2 separate regions of the Homo sapiens genome follow, and region 1 is linked to region 2. A link is an interaction called in ENCODE POLR2A ChIA-PET data of the cell type or tissue named here. Cell type or tissue: MCF 10A. All regions are shown on one strand. Links, peaks and the distances in the headings refer to the core of each region. The heading gives the core; the rest is flanking DNA.

Region 1 (9,272 bases), core at 2,626-5,125, 63 kb before region 2:
TCATTTATTTACTTTGCATGATACCTTTGTTCTTGTGAACTTACTGGAAAAATAAACATTGTCTTCTAGCCATGGAAAATAAAATAAATTTTAATATAGCTATTTAAGTATCGAGGGAAATCTTCATTAAGTGTCCTTTTAAAGTGCTTATTGATTTATTGGAAGAGGGTGTATTTCTTCTGTCTCTTTTTGAGTTAAATGTTACTTCTGAATTAAGTAAAATTCTTGACCTTAACTAATGGAGAAAAAATAACTTAGAGTAACAGGTGAAACAGAAACAGTTTCTCTGTGTATGTAGTCAGAGATGCACTGTAAATGCTTATATTCGCCCCTCACAGCATCCGATCTCTTCTCTGCATCAAAGTAGATTAAATGGGCTGGGAAAAGGGATCCAGATCACTAGTAAATAGTAATGACTTGACCTTGACCACACAGATCTTATTTATTTATTTATTGAGATGGAGTCTCGCTCTGTTGCCCAGACTGGAGTACAGTGGCACGATTTTGGCTCTCTGCAACCTCTGCCTCCTGGGTTCGGGCGATTCTCCTGCCTCAGCCTCCTGAGTAGCTGGGACTACAGGTGCGTGCCACCACGCATGGCTAATTTTTTGTATTTTTAGTAGAGATGGGATTTCATCGTGTTAGCCAGGATGGTCTCGATCTCCTGACCTCATGATCCTCCTGCCTCAGCCTCCCAAAGTCCTGGGCTTACTGCAACCTCCACCTACTGGGTTCAAGTGATTCTCCTGCCTCAACCTCCCGAGTAGCAGGGATTACAGGTGCACACCTCCACACGTGGCTAATTTTTGTATTTTAGTAGAGATGGAGTTTTACCATGTTGGCCAGGCTGGTCTTGAACTCCAGACCTCAAGTGATAATGCCTGCCTCGGCCTCCCAAAGTGCTGGGATTACAGGCGTGAGCCACTGGGCCTGGCCAGATCTTCATTATTTAGAGGCTGTTTTCCACATATTCTGTTTTCTTTCTTGAAAATACCCTGGAGCCCAAATTTACTTAGGCAACCCTAACTATGCGTTTCTCAATTCTGGTGTTTCAAAGTTGTCACCTTGTCAGCTTGTATGGTGTGTCCATACAAGCCTGATTTTCTTCCCTCTGCTGACTCACATATTCCCCTGAATTAGAATTCAGCCAGAGGCAATCTGTTTTTAGTAGTCCTGGCTGCTGAACTGATTTTTATGGTGAAGAGTTCTATGTAACTATATGCCTGTCTTCCTCATTATTTTGTGCAAGAATCTTGGTAAGTGGCCCCAAACATTTAGCAACTTGCAAGTAAGTAGGAAGTTTTAGAGGTTTGGAAAACGCAGACTAGAAGAATCACGTCTTTATACTAAGCTGTTGGGAGGAGCTTCACCCTTCCACAAATTTTAAGCAAGTTCATTTGAATTATGAAACTGCACAAATTAAAAGATGCCACTGTCGTTCATCTTTATGACCACAGTTACAGCATGCCATAAGATTGCCATGCAATGATTATTTTCTAAAATATGGGCAGTTGATCATTTTAAGGTAATATGAACTGTTTCACTAATTAGAAGATCTTGTTTTGCTGAACAAATTAGGTTGTTTGAATTTTTAGTACCCCCTCCTTCCCGGTAACAGGAGACAGATTTGCCTTCATTCTCTATATAGTATTTTTTTGTGAGTTTATTTAAATTGCAAAAATTGGCAATTTAAGCAAACAGTTGCTCTCAAATATTTTGTACTTAATTTGTTTTTGTTGAAGGTTTTTTTGTTTGTTTGTTTGCTTGTTTGTTTGAGATGGAATTTCGCTCTTATTGCCCAGGCTGGAGTGAAGTGGCATGATCTCGGCTCACTGCACCCTCCGCCTCCTGGGGTTCAAGTGATTCTCTTGTCTCAGCCTCCTGAGTGGCTGGGATTATAGGCACACGCCAACACACCTGGCTAATAGTTTTTTGTATTTTTAGTAGAGATAGGGTTTTACCGTGTTGGCCAGGCTGGTCTCAAACTCCTGTTGTCAGGTGATCCGCCCGCCTCGGCTTCCCAAAGTGCTGGGATTACAGGTGTGAGCCACTGCGCCTGACCTTTTGTTGGAGGTTTTACTCATGAAAGGGGCAGATTTTTATTTTGTTAACAGGTGGTTGCCATTTAGTCATATAATCAAAGTAAAGTTGATGTCTTTAGACCTGCTGATCAACTTTGTTGTTGTTGTTGTTGTTGTTGTTTGTTTGTATTTTTGAGACAGCATCTCACTCTGTTGCCCAGGCTGGAGTGCAGGCGCCAGCCACCACACCCAACTAATTTTTGTATTTTTAGTAGAGACAAGGTTTCACCATGTTGGTCAGGCTGGTCTTGAACTCCTGACCTCAAGTGATCTGCCCACCTCAGCCTCCCAAAGTGCTGGGATTACAGATGTGAGCCACTGCACCCGGCCTCAATTTGTTTTAAATAGTTGGCCGCTAAGCTATCATTAAGGGTAGTCCAGTATTATATAAGGTAGACTGATCAGATTTTTTTGTCTAGTCTGAATGCCAAGGCCCTTAGCCACCTAGAGGTTCTCTGAAAATCACTGACATGAGGCAAATTGATTAATGGGAGAAAAGGCATACACGTTTATGTAATGTGTATACACAGGAGCCTTCAGAATGAAGACATAATGATAACAGGGGAAATTGTCCATTTTTATGCTTAGGTTCATCAAAGTATGGATGGCACATAGAAATATGATTGAACAAAAAGGTAATCAACTCAGTGGGGAAACCCAGCAAGCCTGTCTAGGTTCTTGGCCTCTCAGAGCATGCATTCCTTCCTTCTGGGTGTGGGGCAGGACCTGCCATGGAATGGGGAGTCTTATGACCTACAGTCAGACAAGAGAGGTTAGATCATTTCTTCATCTTTTTTTTTTTTTTTTCTGTTTCTTTTTAGAGACAAGGTCTTGCTCTGTCACCCAGGTTGGAGTACAGTGGCATGATCTTGATTCACTACAACCTCTACCTCTTGGGTTCAAGCGATCCTCCCACCTCGGTCTTCTGAGTAGCTGGGAATACAGGTGTGTACCACCATGCCCAGCTAATTTTTCAATTTTTTTGTAGAGACAGGGTCTTGTGGGTTGTTGCCCAGGCTGATCTCAAACTCCTGGCCTCAAGTGAACCTCCTACTTCGGCCCCACAACCACAAAGTGGTGAGACTATAGATGTGAGCCACTGCACCTTGCCTAGTTTTTCATGGTCAGTTTTTACTCAGAAAGGTGGAGGGAAAATTTGAGTAATAGGCATATGTGTGTGTGTGTATATATATATATATATATATTTTTTTTTTTTTTTTTTTTTTTTTTTTTTTTTTGAGACGGAGTTTCTCCCTTGTTGCCCAGGCTGGAGTGCAATGGCGCAATCTCGGCTCACTGCAACCTCCACCTCCCAGGTTCAAGTGATTCTCCTGCCTCAGCCTCCCAAGTAGCCGGGATTACAGTTGCTTGCCACCATGCCCGGCAAATTTTTTTTTTTTTTTGTATTTTTAGTAGAGACAAGGTTTCACCATGTTAGCTAGGCTGGTCTCAAACTCCTGACCCCAGGTGATCCACCCTCGGCCTCCCAAAATGCTGGGATTACAGGCATGAGTCACTGTGCCTGACCAAATTTGAGTAATATTTTTAGATTTTATGGCTGGCTTTGGGGAAAGGGGGTTCTGGTTTCTATGACTCACTTTGAGGAAGAGAGACTGTAGTTTTTCTATGGCTAGTCTGGGGAAGAATGAGACAGACAGGAGGGCAGAAGGTCAGAGAAAAACTTTTGCTTCTGAGGCTGCTGCTGAGGCCTTCATTTTGGGGTATGGCTTTCTGAGCCCCACTACCAGCAAACTCATTTTTAATTTCTTACAGGAAAAGTTTAATGAATTAACTTTGTACAATACTGAATGGTACAAAACAAAAAGCAAAATTTCACCCTGTACCTCTGTTTTCATTACCCTCCTCAGAAGCAACCATTCTTGATTATTTTTATTTCTTTTGATCAACTTAGTTATATTGATGTATTTTATCATAATCCAAAATGCTACACTAAATTCCTTAGCAATTAGAAACCTTTACCGGATCCATCTTATGAACTTCCTTAAAATTTGTATTTTATAATATGTGTGTAATGAAAGGGGCTTGGTTAGAGAGTACACAATAGTGTTTTTCAAATGAAAGCTAGTTTTTATCCCTAAACATGATGACTTGTCTGTGACAGTAAAACGCAGAAGCTGCTCATTAGTTTTACTTCTTTTCTTTCTAGTTATAATTATTCAATATGTTCCCACTGACTGAGGAAAACAAGCATGTGGCCCAGTTGTTGCTCAATACTGGTACTTGTCCAAGATGTATCTTCAGATTCTGTGGTGTGGATTTTCATGCACCTTACAAACTTCCATACAAGGTATTTTCTTTTCTTTTTTTTTTTTTTTCAAATTAAGAGAAGGTTCTCTGTATTTTACAATGAATGCTTGTACTTTTGAGGGCAGGTATCTATTCATAACTCTTTTTTAAATTAAAAAACTATAATAAAATGAGTGATATTCATAATTTTGGAATAGTCTCAGAAATGTAAGTTCCTTCTTAAGTGATTATATCTAGCTTTCTAACATTTAGTGTAATGGGATCTTTGTGGAGGAACTCCCTGGTGCATTTGAACACTTGTATAGATGTTTCCTAAAGGATATCTAAACAGAATATCACAAAATATTGCTTCCTCCCAGGAGGGGCTAATATTCCTTACATGTCCTACTATGTGGAAGCATTGTGGGTATGGTTGCCTTTTTCTGTTTTTCCCATTTTCTGTATTACCAGTTGTGTTTATAAATAGGTATTTGGAATCCTCTAGAAATAAATGCTTATCATCATTATTACTGTTATTAATGACAAAAGTAATATACAGAGATCTTTGACATTTATGGTAATATACAGAGAGCTTTGAGGTTTAATATAACACTTTTTTGCATAAGATATGTAACATCTTTATGAAATGTTTGATTCTAAAAGTGATATTCTTTTTAGAAGCAGATAGTAATACATATGTAAATATATACATTATAAACAGTATGTATACAACATATACACACACAGTTTCTTATAATTTAAAAAATTGTCCAGGAGTTAGTAGTATCAGTTATTTTTAAAATGTTATTAGTTGTTTCTATTATTTTGGCAATAATAATACACAATATTCAATTATCATTACTATATGTCAAGGTCTTATATAATTCTCATAATAACTGATTAGGTAAGTACATACTATGATTGTCTCTATTTTCAGATGAAGAAACTGAGATACAGAGAGGTTAAGCAACCTGCCCAAAGTTACACAGCTATTAAGTGAGCAAGCTAGGATTTGAACAGTCTGACTGAATTCAAAACCTAGGATTTGGAACTAGAAGACATGGATTTGAATCCCAGTTCCACCACTTTCCAGCTTCAGTTTACTCCTCTGTAAATGGGAATGATGATAATACCCACCTCACAGGACTTTAAGGGACAATACCTAATAAAGTACGTGGAAACACTTTGAAAACCAGAAATTGGCTGGGTGCGGTGGCTCACGCCTGTAATCCTAGCACTTTGGGAGGCCGAGGCGGGTGGATCACGAGGTCAGGGGTTCAAGACCAGCCTGGCCAAGATGATGAAACCCTGTCTCTACTAAAAATACAAATATTAGCTGGGCGCCATGGCAGGTGCCTGTGATCCCAGCTACTTGGGAGGCTGAGGCAGGAGAATTGCTTGAACCCAGGGGTGGGGGGTGCGGAGGTTGCAGTGAGCCGAGATCATGCCACTGCACTCTAGCCTGGGCAACAGTGTGAGACTCCGTCTGAAAATTAAAAAAACAAAAACAAAAAACCAGAAATGGTACTTGTGCTATGATGATTTAAATATGTGTATATTCATTTATACACAATATGACTGTAAAGTAATAAGACTGGTTTTGTGTAACCCTGCTTACACATTTTTTTCAGACACACTGTAACCTATTATCTATTATATGTTATTAGGTTTTAAATTTATATTATATTAAGAGACTGAGTGTTATCAACTTTCGTTTGTTTCATTTTATGTAAGGCAATATACAAGAATATTTGGACAGCTTTTTGGAAATGTTCATAAATTTTGATCTGTTCTATTCATGTAACTATGTATGTACATGCACATCTGTATATGCACTATGTTATATCTATATTATAGATCTTAGGTAACAACAAACATATTTGTGTGAGTCAAAATGTACCTGTATATGTATGTATGTATGTATATTTCTCTGTTAAAGCAGGAGAGCTAATTTCTCAATAAAATGGATTTAAATTTGTTTGAGTGAAAGATTTTTTCCCTTTACAGTCAGTAAATTGTCATCTGAATGAATTTGAAAAATATACTTTTTCAACAATGGCATAATAAAACATGTCTAAACAAAACAGAGGAAAATCCTCTGAGTATTTTGATGAGAGGAATATCTGAATGAGAGAAATATGAGAATGGTTTCAAAGAAATGCAGGTTTTTAAATTCTAATACAAGACAAATTAGGCAAACTGGAATATAGTAGAGCATGGCTTTCAATTAATATATGGAAATGGTTTGTAATCATATGCTAACTTTCAGCATTGTCAGCATTTGTGTACCTTTCTTAGTAAATTTTCTCCAAATTATTTTTACTTATTAGACTACCCTAATGATCAGATTTCATATTAAATAAATATTGTACTTGTGAGCTTTCAGTGATTGTGAGGTTATTAAATAACCTAGCAAGGATGGAAATTCAGTTTGTACTTTTTATATGTTAATCATTAGAACTAAAGTTTGTTTTTACTGAAATTAGCAATGAATGACTCTCACAACAGAACTACAAATTAATAAATTTGTATTGGAGCCTTTCTCCTCAGATTTATGACTTTTGCTTCACTGATATATGGAACTCTTTTGAAAAAGTATTCACATATATAATAGAGATAGGTAATTCTCTTTTAAATTCCATAAAAGCCAATGCTGGCTAATAACTGGATTGCTTCAGAATTGATATGTCAACATTGTAAAATTTGTGATATGTCCTAATTTTCACTCATGTTTTCTTGTTTCATCTTACCTAGAAAGCCTTAAGGACATTGTCAGTGGGTCATTACTTTTTCTTTCATTAACTTTCCAGGAGTTGCTCAATGAACTACAGAAATTTCTGGAAACTGAAAAAGATGAATTAATTTTGGAAGTTATGAACCCACCTCCCAAGAAAATTCGACTGCAAGAACTGGAAGATAGTATTGATAATCTAAGTCAAAATGGAGAGGGAAGGATCTCTGTTAGTCATGTTGGAAGCACTGCTTCCAAGAACTCAAATTTAAATGTATGTAATGTATGCCTAGGAATTCTTCAAGAATTCTGTGAGAAAGATTTCATTAAAAAGGTAAATAACCTGTTTTTCATTATAGGTGCAATTATGTAGAGATTTTCAGTCTTAAAACCAAGAATTCTTTTTTCTTTCCTTTTTTCAAGACAAGACAATTCTTTTTTGGGTCTCATTCTGTTGCCTAGGCTGAAGTGCAGTGGTACAATCACAGCTGACTGCAGCCTCCAACTCCTGGGGCTCAAGCAATCCTCCTACATCAGCCTTCTGAGTAGCTAGGACTACAGGCATGCACCACCATGCCCACCTAATTTTTTTTCTTTTTTTTTGAGATGGAGTTTTGCTCTTGTTGTCCAGGCTGTAGTGCAATGGTGTGATCTTGGCTCATCGCAGCCTCCGCCTCCCAGGTTCAAGCAATTGTCCTGCCTCAGCCTCATGCCTGGCTAATTTTGTATTTTTAGTAGAGACAGGGTTTCTCCATGTTGGTCAGGTTGGTCTCGAACTCCCGATCTCAGATGATTCGCCTGCCTTGGCCTCCCAAAGTGCTGGGATTACAGACATGAGCCACTGTGCCCAGCCCTAATTTTTTAATCTTTTTGTAGAGGCAGGATCTCCCTATGTTACTGTGCTGGTCTTGAACTCCTGGCCTCAAGTCATCCTCCTGCCTTGGCCTCCAAAGTACTGGGATTAGAGGTGTGAGTCACTGTACCCGGCCAAGGCCAAGAATTCTTTTTTTTTTTTTTGGAGACAGAGTCTCGCTCTGTTGCCCAGGCCGGAGCACAGTGGCGCAATCTCTGCTCACTGTAAGCTCCGCCTCCCAGGTTCATGCCATTCTCCTACCTCAGCCTCCCGAGTAGCTGGGACTACAGGCACCCGCCACCCAGCTAATTTTCTGTATTTTCAGTAGAGACGGGGTTTCACCGTGTTAGCCAGGATGGTCTTAATCTCTTGACCTCGTGATCCGCCCGCCTTGGCCCAAAGTGCTGGGATTACAGGCGTGAGCCACCGTGCCCGGCCAAATTCTTTTTTTTTTCTGTTTTTTTTTTTTTTTGAGACAGAGTTTGGCTCTTGTCACCCAGGCTGGAGTGCAGTGGTGAGATCTCAGCTCACTACAACCTCCGCCTCCCAGGTTCAAATGATTCTCTTGCCTCAGCCTCCTGAATAGCTGGGATTACAGGCACGTGCCACCACGCCCAGCTGATTTTTGTATTTTTAGTAGAGACGGGGTTTCACCATGTTGGCCAGTCTGGTCTCGAACTCCTGACCTCAGGTGATCCGCCTGACTTGGCCTCCCAAAGTGTTGGGATTATAGGCGTGAGCCACCACGCCCGACCTTCTGGTTTCTGTTTTTGTCTTTTTTGAGACAGGGTCCCACTCTGTCACCCAGGCTGGAGTGCAGTGGCATGATATTGGCTCATTGCAACCTCCACCTCTGGGCTCAAGTGATCCTCACGCCTTAGCCTCCCAAGTAGCTGGGACTACAGGTGCACGCCACCATGCCCAGGTCCAAGAATTTTTATATTGAAAGGAACACTGCCGTTCATTTCAACTTGTTTCACACAATTGGATCATTAAAATATTTTCTTTTTTTTAAAAAAAAAAAAACAAAAGCCTACTCTTCTCAAATTACTTTTTAATTGACATATCTGAAAATTAATAAAATGTGTATTCATGTATTTCAGTCATAAGTGCTATTTAATTGAAGAAAAATATAGCAGTTTGTTTTCATTTTGCTGTTTAACATAGCTAAGTTACAGAAAAGTTCATTTCTAGTTGTCCTTATTATTGTCCTGAAAAGACTAGTGGTACAGCCTTGTAGAAGGTAAATGATTGAATGTGGGATTGCCTTTTGTTTGTTTTTTCTGTCAAGAGTGCTATATTTGGGTTTATTTTGTTTGAAAGTTAGGGGTGACCTAATAGAAAGCTATTTTGACACTTA
Region 2 (10,500 bases), core at 3,706-6,205:
GCAGCTTGTCACAAGGTAAGAGTAGGCTCATTGGAGATGATTTCAAAAGGGACGTTTTAGTTGCAGGTCACATATCTTGATAAGGGAATTGCATCCAGAATATATAAAGAACTCTTAACAACACAACTACAAATGGGGAAATGATTAAGTAGACATTTCTCCAAGGAGGATATAGGAATAGCCAATTAACATATGAAAAAATGCTCAACATAATTAGTCATTGGGGAAATGCAAATCTTAACCACTTCTAGATATTATATATACAAGAGAAATGAAAACAAACATCCACACAAAGACTTGTACATGAATATTTATAATAGCATTATTCACAATAGCAAAGAAGTGGAAAACTACCCAAGTGTCTATGAATAAACAAAATGTGATATATCCATACAATGGAATATTATTTGGTAATGAAAAGGAATGAAGTCCTGACACATGCTGCAAGCTGGGTGAGCCTTGAAAACATTATGAAATGAAAGGAGCCAGTCACCAAGCACCACGTACTGTATGATTTCATTATGTGAAATGTTCAGAATAGGTAAATCTATAGAGATACAAAGTCAGTTAATGGTTGTCTAGGGCTGGGGGAGAATAATAATGAGAAGTGACACTAATGGGTACAAAGTTTCTTTTTCAGGGTGATGAAAGTATTCTAAAACTAGATTGTGGTAATAGCTGCACAACTCTGAAAACATACTAAAAATCATTGAATTGTACAGTTAAAACTGGGAAATTATATGTAAACTGTTTTTAAAGAAAGGCTAATTCAGGGCAAGGTTTTTTTGTATTTTGTTTATTTGGACAAACTTCTAAAAATTGTTTTTGTTTAGAGAGGCAATAGGACATATGAAAGAAGGTGAAGAAGAAAAGACAAAGACCTACAGTGCCTTAATTTGGACAAATAAAGCGATACAGAAGAAAGACATTGAATTCCTAAATGACATAAAGGTAGTTTAAGTGTGCTTATTCTTTTTATTTCATTTTTCTGTTGCCTATCAAAGATCCCATTGTCTTCTAATTTATTACTAGCAAGTCACAGGGCATGGGCTTTGGGGTCAGCAAGACCTGGGTTCCAAGCCTGGTTCTGCCACTGACTAGCTGAAGGACTGGGCAGTTCATCTAACCCCCTGGAGCGGCAGCGTGGCCAGTGGGGAAGACCCCCACTCTGAAGACAGTTTGCCTGGGTGCAAATGCTGGATCTGCATTTCTGAGCTGTGTGACTTTGGACAAGTTACTTAACCTCTTTCTGCTTCAATTTCTTCATCTATAAAATTAGTTAAAATAATTAAATGAGTTTAATTAGATAAAGCACTTAGAACAGTACCTGGCACATAGGAAACACTTGGCAATGCTATTATTATCTTTGGTCATTTGTCAAAAATAAATATAAAATAGCACTTATCTAATAGAACTGATGCTGAGATTAAATACATGAATAAAACACATGACAATATATGTAAAGCACATGCATTTTGCCACATGTGACATTTTCCTATACCTGAGCATGTCATGGTAGAGTGCCTGTTCATGTGCATACTTCTTGCCATCTGCCCCCACCTCTTCTTATAAAAATAGTTTACTTTCTTTTTTTCTTTTTTTTTTTTTTTTTTGAGACAGAGTCTTGCTCTTGTCGCCCAGGCTGGAGTGCAATGGCACAATCTCAGCTCACTGCAACCTCCGCCTCCTGGGTTCAAGCGATTCTCCTGCCTCAGCCTCCTGGGTAGCGGAGATTATAGGCGCCCACCACCACACCTGGTTAATTTTTGTATTTTTAGTAGAGATGGGGTTTTGCCATGTTGGCCTGGCTGGTCTCAAACTCCTGACCTTGTCATCCGCCTGCCCCAGCCTCCCAAAGTGCTGGGACTACAGGCATGAGGCACCGTGCCCGGCCAAAAATAGTTTACTTTCAAATGCAAGGAATGAGCATACATGGGCACAGAGATGCATATAGTTACCACATTGTTTAAATAGGCAATATTTTGCAACAACCTAGATGACCTACTAGAAGGAACTGGTTTAATATTAATGGCTTATCTGTATAATGGACCACTACTATTCAGCCATTGAAAATTATGTGGTAGATAAATATTTATTGACACAGGAAAAGGTTTCTGGTAAGTGCTAAGGAAAAAAATAAAAGTATAGACTCTATAGAGGATGATATGTTTTAATTTAAGCCAGTGGTTCCCAACCCCCTGGTGGTACCAGCTGGTGACCTGTTAGGAATCTAGCCACATAGCAGAAAATGAGCAGCAGATGAGACAGCAAAGCTTCATCTATATTTACAGCTGCTCCCTATCACTCACATTACCACCTGAGCTCTGTCTTCTGTTCCCTCAGTGGTGGCATTAGATTCTTATAAAAGCACGAACCCTCGTGGAAATGACACGTGCGAGGGATCTAGGTTGCATGCTCCTTATGAAAATCTAATGCCTGATGATCCGTCACTGGGTCCCTCATCATCCCCAGATTGGACCCTCTAGTTGCAGGAAAACAAGCTCAGGGCTCCCACTGAATCTACATTATGGTGAGCTGTAAAATTATTTCATTATATATTACAGTGTAATAATGATAGAAATAAAGTGCACAATAAATGTAATGAGCTTGAATCATCCCAAAACCATCCCCTCCTTCCTCAGTTCATGGAAAAATTGTCTTCCCAGAAACTGGTCCCTGGTGCCAAAAAGGTTGGGGACTGCTGATTTAAGCACACACAAACGCATATATATGTATATGTATACACATATAGAGGATTGTGTAGAAAACAAATTGTATGGCAAAAGATACGATAAATAGGATTTATACTTATCATGAAAAATATGAACACAGAACAAATAAAAATAGACAAAGGATATGAACCAGTTAGCTGCAAAAAGAACAGTGGCCAAGAATCATTTGAAAAGGTTGACGTAACACTAAGACATCACTTTATTCCCCTTAGACTAATAATACCTATCAGTGGGTTGGAGTGGAGGAGAGTTCTCAGTAGAAATGTAGTATTTCAGCCTTTTTCAAAAACAACATGGTAATGACTGCAAAAATTTAAAATATACTGAACTGTCCTGTAGAAATAAAACTCCAGTGCATAAGAATATGTACATGGTGTTTAAGGGCTTTAAGTGGCAAAATCAACAACAAAAAGACTGGGAACAAAATCAGCGTCCCTCAATAAGGAAATGGTAGAGTAAACTGGGATATTATACAGCTATTAAAAAAAACAAAATCAGGCCGGGCATGGTGGCTTACACCTGTAATCCCAGCACTTCAGGAGGCTGAGGTGGTTGGATCACTTGAGGCCAGGAGTTTGAGACCAGCCTGGCCTACATGGTGAAACCCCGTATCTACTGAAAATACAAAAAATTAGCCAGGTGTGGTGGCGCATGCCTGTAGTCCCAGCTACTTGGGAAGATGAGGCATGAGAATAGCTTGAACCCAGAGGTCAGAGGTTGCAGTGAGCTGAGATCGCGCCACAGCACTCCAGCCTGGGGGACAGAGTGAGACTCTGTCTCAAAACAAAAGCAAAAACAAAACCCAGCATATGACCCTATTTAATTTACATGTTAGTATGTACATATGTGCCTAAAAATGCTGGGAAAAAAGATAGACGTATGTCTATATCTATGACTCATAGGAGCACTTATGACATGAGAAAAAAAGCAAAGTGCAGAATAATGTTTATAGTGTGAATATTTTGGTAAAAACACACAAATCATTCACCTGCTTAAAGAAAGTCATTTATAAAATGAGGAGATGGACTAGATCATCTCCAATGGCCTCTCCAGTTCTTAGATCTGTGATTCTATAGCTAAGACCCTTTGGCTTTTGGCCATACTATGTAAGGTTCTTTGGATGGTAGTTATAATATAGACAGATATCTTTAAGATTGCAAAATGAATTTTTAAATTTCTTTATGCCTTTCACATGGGTCGTACAAGTCATTGAGAATGCCATGGGAAAAATAAACTCATTAAAAAAATAGGTTCATAGTTTGAGGGTAGCCATAGAGATAATTCAGAAACAATGCTGAGGCCAGGGGCAGTGGCTCACGTCTGTAATCCCAACACTTTGGGAAGCCAAGGCAGGAGGATTGCTTGAGCCCAGGAGGTCGAGGCCACAGTGAGCCATCATGGCGCCATTGCACTCCAGCCTGGGCTGAAAGATGATTTTCATAGGTACAGACTAAGTGGTGAAAGGGTCTTTTTTAATGGTCCATAGCCTAAGTAGACTGATGCAACTAGTTGATTTCAAATAATGTTTTTAGTTTTCCAGTTGGCATAAAAATTATAAAAACTGACTAAATTCCCCATTCTGAGAAAAAGTCATTTCAAATTTACTACTTATCCCCTCTTCAGGAGCATCTTATTTCTAAAAAAAAAAACAAAAACAAGCGTATGTGTGTGTTTGTGTGCTTCTGAAAGCTCAGCAGTATGGGAGCAGCGGAGTGCAATGTTAGAATAAATGAAGTGGTTTCCTTTTGTCAACTAAAAACAAACAAACCAAAAAAGACATGTGGCTCGTGGTATTTCCATTGACCAACTGTCTCATGGTCAAAGTACTGGGAATAACTCTAAAGGTAAAGGAAGCAGGGGAGAGGACTCCATAGATAGTTGTTAATTTAAAGGCCTGCTGTTTCTCTAAAGTGGAAGCCATGTCTTTATAGATTTCTTCACAGTTCAGCCTTATCCTTTATTTATGTATTTTTTTTTTGTCTCTTTGACCAGAGAAAAATCAGATCTTATGGAGACAGCTTATCTCATCAGGACAAAGTGTTTCTATAATAAAATCAAAGAATCATAAAAACCACAGAGTTAGGAGGAGCCATTGACTCACCACTTTGGTAAAAGCAGTCACACCCTTTCAAATGCGGTCTTTGTCAGAACTTGCTCTTTTCTTCTTGGTGGAGAACTTGATAGAGGAGAGACCAGACAGAAACCTTTCTTTCTTAGCAGGCCTTCCGGCACTCAAGAACCATGGAAATTAGGAAGAGTTGTTCCGACAAGAAAATGAAGAGGATTCAGTTCTTATGAATCTGAATTTCTGATTACGCCCAATTTTTAAAACTTGGAATTAGTTGACCTTTTACAGCGTTAACCTCTATTTCTTAATTTTTATCTTGTGACATAAAAGAAAATCTCTAACGAATTGTGAGAAAAACAAGCCTGTGTCCCTAAAAAATCTGAAATGTAAAAAGACATGCGGTATTATTAGTTGCAAGCTGGGCTAACAAACATTGAAAGGTCCCGGTTTATTATGCACATCGATTTGTAATTATTATATTGAAATGTCACCCTAAACAAGATGTATTCATAACTTTTCCAGACATATCCTTTTGTATAACCCTTTTCCTTCACCAAAAAAAAACCAAAACAACCCACCCCTGACAGTAGGTATGTGGTTCTCCCTAAAACACGCAAACTCGACGGGGCGCAGTGGAGCACACCTGTAATCCCAGCACTTTGGAGGCTGAGGAGGGCAGATCACCTGAGGTCAGGAGTTGGAGATTAGCCTGGCAGATATGGTGAAACCGCATCTCTATCAAAAAAATACAAAAATCAGCCGGGCATGGCGGTGTGAAATGAGTAATGATAGACTGGGTTATGAGAAGTCCCACAGAGTTTGAACCTAAGGGGACACAATTCATTTTAGTTCTCTCAAGGAAGCATCTGTGGTGAGCTATGGATGGTGAGGGAAGGGCTAAGACAGGATTCACTGGGTGGCAAAGCTCTGACTCTGGGACTGTGTGTCATATTCTCCCCTAGGACTTAAAAATCGACCAGAAAACACCTTTGCGCGTCCTTCACCGAAGGCCCCTGGCTGTGCGAGCTCGCGTCATTCACTTCATGGAGACACAGTACGTGGATGAGCACCACTTCCGCCTCCACTTGAAAACTCAGGCTGGCACGTATCCTTCCACCTGCTGCACTGCCGCCATCGAACCAGAACTCTATTGGAAAAGTTCATGGTCCCCTAGAAAACAGGGTCAGCTTGGTCTGGGAGGGATTCGGGAAAGGATTATACTGAAGAAGAATATTTTTGTTTGTTTCTTTGTTGGATGTGGTTTTTTCCCACTTAATTTTCTTTTTCTTTTCTTTTCTTTTTTTTTTTTTTTTTTTTTTGAGGCAGAGTCTCGCTCTGTCGCCCAGGCTGGAGTGCGGTGGCGCCATCTCGGCTTACTGCAAGCTCCGCCTCCTGGGTTCATGCCATTCTCCTGCCTCAGCCTCCCGAGTAGCTGGGACTACAGGCGCCTGCCACCACGCCTGACTAATTTTTTGTATTTTTAGTAAAGACGGGGTTTCACCGTGTTAGCCAGGATGGTCTCTATCTCCTGACCTCGTGATCCGCCCACCTCGGCCTTCCGAAGTGCTGTGATTACAGGCGTGAGCCACCGCGCCTGGCCTAAATTTGTTTTTCAAAATGATTCTAAACCCTGAGGTAGCAGTCAGTTCAATGTCAGCTTTAAAGTTATGTTTCCTATAATTGTAGTGTCTTACACAATGCTGAGCACATAGTACTCAGAAAGATGGATTCATTTGCTGTCTTGACATTTTTTGCAAGTCACGTATTTATGACCATATTTGGGTCTTTTCAACATTTCAAGTATTTGCCTCAGATGATTAAACACAGGTAGTAGATGGGAATAGCACTACTTTACATCAGGATCTTTACTTGGCCACTGGCCTAGTACAACAGAGAATATCTTTGTCTACGTGCCTTGTGAAAAAAAAACAAAAACAAAACGATTCAGATGACATATCATTAGTTAGTTAGCACCATTTTCAGACTGCAAAGAGCTTTGACTGTGTTACAGAAAGGTTGAGATTCAGAGTTAAAATATCTATAGTCCAAGGCTGATAATTTGTTCGTAATCTAACCTGACTTGTATGATTTTTGTATCAGAACTGAGTCGCTGATTAAAATATATCAGGGAGCTCCAATAGGCTTAGCTTTAGTTTACTTTTTGAAGGTCTTCCTAGTTTTTGTTTGTTTCTTGGTTTTATATTATTCTGTGATCCAATAGCATGAAGTGACAAAATACCTTCTAACTGGTATAGAACTAATGTACTATTGTATGTGTGTGTGTGTGTGTCTATATATATATATTACACACACACACTAGATATATATATATGGGAAAAAAGCAAGTTTTAATCACCAAATACCATTCTTACTATATTGCTGTAACTAGTCTGCCTGTCCTTCCCCACCAGCCTGCATTCACTTCTTCCCCTGCCCCACCCCAGGACCTGGATTTACTCAGCTAAGCCAAGTATAGGTTATCTACTCTTAAAATCTTCTAAATTTTGTAATTTGGATCAAAGGATGATCAATTTAGACTCCAGTGGACAGATCTTTGTATCTTTGTTGTTTGGAGCATATTTGCCTATCATGGATGGAATTTCAAATCATGTATATATTTTTAAAAGTCTTCTTACCTAATCCTGGCCTTTAGTTCTGGTGGGCCAAGGAGAAATGTCTTTTGTAGAATTTGATGTCTTTTCAATCCTATTAAAACATTTTTAGGACAAGCCATGTACATGTACTTAAGGTATTAGCCAAGAAAGACTATGTGTTAAAGCTTTAGATGCCACATGGTTATACACAGAAGTATATTAATTTTTCACTTACTAAATTTACTTTATATATACCTTATATATTTACATTGATCACTGCACTGAGCTAGCTCATTTGACTTAAACCTTGTCCCTCTGGTTAGGAATAAGAACCTCTCTGGACATTTTAACTGGTTATTCTGGGGCTATTTGGTTTTCTCTCCTCATCATTGCTACGCAGAAGGGGATTCTTTAAAGAAAATGAGAGAAAATGGATAATAATTGTTGGGTAGTTGTGAGTTTACCAAAAAACACAGTTACTAGATAATTATATGTCTTATGCTTTAGTCAAAACATTTGGCAAAGGTAGAGTGAGTAAAACGTTCAGAAAGTGAGGACATAATATCAGCATATTATAATATAGATTTTTCATCATCTGGAAACAAATTTATTTCTCTATTCAAGTTCCATTAATTATTTTCTACTAAATGCTGGTTTGTAGAACAAAACATAATGCTGCATTTTTACCAAATTCTGGCAAAAACAAATCTTTTAGATAAATATTGTCAAAGCTGCAGTACAGTCCTATGTAAGGAATGTTAATCTTAAAAACAAATTCTAGAATTAGTTATTGATTTCAAAATTTGAAATACAATTTTGAGAGAAATACAAAGTTGCCCCTTTAAGAAAGAGAGAGAGAATTAACTTAGTTCTTTTGCTAACCATGTTAGCAAACTAGACGGTAGGTCTTTGGTAATCCTTCCGAAGAGCCATCATTAAGACTAAACTAATAGTCTCATTATTCCTTCCACCCTATTGCCTCTGGGTCATGTTACAAGGAATGCCATCATTGAGATCACTCTCTGTGTGGCTCTGTGGAAACCTACCATCTGGCAGGTGACAGTTGCCATTATTAAAAAAATGGGACTAACAAGATAATAACATAGAAATTGTGGCAAAGTTGTTTTTTAATAAAAGCATTGAGCTATGGTTAATTTTTAAAATCCACATCCAAACCTTGGCACTTGGAGATGAGCTATAAAGAAAAAAGAAAGTAATGATTTTTGGTAAGTTTGATGTAAACACATTTCCCAGGCTCTGATGTTGGCTGCCAGGCTACTAGGGACCACATTGCCAAAGCTTATTTTTTAAGACACACAAGTCAGAGCTCAGAAGTAACCTTTCTTTTGTAACATTTCTGCTCTTATTATTATTTTTGCCTGTCAAATCTTACCAAATAGTTGGTACAGCATGCTGTCTTCATTTTTTCCTTAAACAAACCCCAGCTACATTAAAGAGTTTGTACATGGAGACTTCGGGAGAACCAAGCCAAACATTGGGTCCCTGATGAATGTGACTGCAGACATTCTGGAGCTGGATGTTGAGGTAAACCATTTTGTTGTGGAATGCACATTGGCAAATTGAATTCAACCAAAGTTATGCTCTTTGGCATTAAGCCATTTTAGTATCACCCACCTCCATAGGTATTTGAGAATGGTGAAAATCTCACAGTAACATTGTATTGAAGGGAGGGACTGTCTTCGGATTTTTTTTTTTAATATGAGGTCTCATTTATGTTCCTTGAAAATATATAGCTAATTTATTAACTGTGCTTTACATGTAGTATCAAATCTAAACCCTTAAACCAAGCACGGAAATAGTCATTTCCATACCTGTTGCGTTTTATAAAGACTTTAAAGCAGCATATTCAGAAACATGGATTCACAAGGGTAGAAAGTGAGGTGAGCCAATGGTTCTTCATAAAAGCAGTTCTATAAGGACCCCTGTGATGTGGTCCAAGTTCTCTGCTCTTACAGTCTGAATTGAAACAAGGTTAAATTCTAAAGTAATTGTAAGAATGGTTCTGTCGGGCAAGTCTCCATAAATATTTCATTTGAGTATCAATAGGTGTTGAGTCACGAGTGGTGTTTCTTCATGAAAATCTGACTAGGAATAGAGTACCTCCCCCGCTCCTCTCCCCAGAATCTTAGGACTTGGGGATTTGTACTTGGGAATAATATCAAAGTTATAGAAAGAAGTGGGCATAGTTGCCCAATGTGAAAACATCTATGGTAATCAAATGATCACTGGAGTATTACTTCCTTACCAGCAATTCTCTCAAGTGCTCTGGGATTAGATTAGCTCCTGCAGTACAGCCAGTGATCGTGCCCTCAAGGTTGCAGGGAGCCTCTTCAGTGAAACTATCATTTGGAGGAAGAAAACCTTCTGTTAAAGAAAATCTCTACTCATCATCTTTTTTTTTTTTTGAGACAGGGTCTTGCACTGTCACCCAGGCTGGAGTGCAGTGGTGCGATCACGGGTCACTGCAACCCTGACCTCTCGGGCTCAAGCGATCCCCTGCCTCAGTCTCCCGAGTAGCTGGGACCACAGGCATGAGCCACTATGCCTGGCGTTTTTTTGTTGTTGTTGTTGTTGAGATGGGGTCTCACCGTGTTGCCCAGGCTTGCATTAATCTTTTTTTACTTTAATTCTCAGAACAGTTAGGAGTGTCAAAGACTCACAGGCCAGTGTTTCTCAACACTGACTGCCCACTGGAATCACTTGTGGAGCTTTTTAAGCACTACAACTTGCCTCCCCTCCACACACACACACACACACACACACACACACAAGATTGTGATCAGTCATGTTTTATTTTCAGCTTGAGAAAACACTCATTAATTTACATTTGGGTGTTTGGTATATGGCTATATTCTGAAACAGAACAAAAATATCTTCTTGAGATTTGTAAAAGACACACACACACATAGCTATTTAGGCTTTTCTAATAAATTTTTTTTGAAGCCAGTACGTGAAGTGACTCATGGATTAATGAAAAAATTTTCAGTAAATAATTTTATGTTTTAAACTTTAAATGTCAATAAAAGCCACAGATAGATACGGTGGGTTTTTTTTTTTTTTTAACTTTCTCTTAAAGTAGATCCCC

Evidence for each region. Peaks named below come from ENCODE experiments on the same cell type or tissue, not always from the same donor. Only the 100,000 strongest peaks of a DNase experiment are listed, where the experiment ranks them.
Region 1: POLR2A ChIA-PET joins it to region 2 with 5 read pairs; 7 of 35 experiments call an interaction of 5 or more read pairs at or near these places.

The regions. Positions count from the first base shown.
Region 1 is chr2:61,006,882-61,016,153 of GRCh38, reverse strand. It overlaps PUS10 (pseudouridine synthase 10), which reads left to right. Exons shown (of 18, transcript NM_144709.4): 2 at 4,249-4,389; 3 at 7,139-7,393. The coding sequence starts at 4,264. Among named protein-coding and RNA genes, the nearest start is that of PEX13, 6.2 kb to the left of the region's middle. RefSeq lists an enhancer at 3,554-3,723. In MCF 10A, for the core only: no CTCF peak of the experiment used is centred there; a DNase peak (open chromatin) is centred at 3,633.
Region 2 is chr2:60,943,448-60,953,947 of GRCh38, reverse strand. PUS10 (pseudouridine synthase 10) reads left to right here. Exons shown (of 18, transcript NM_144709.4): 14 at 1-15; 15 at 834-951; 16 at 5,763-5,905; 17 at 8,840-8,939. Among named protein-coding and RNA genes, the nearest start is that of REL, 67 kb to the right of the region's middle. In MCF 10A, for the core only: no CTCF peak of the experiment used is centred there; a DNase peak (open chromatin) is centred at 4,867.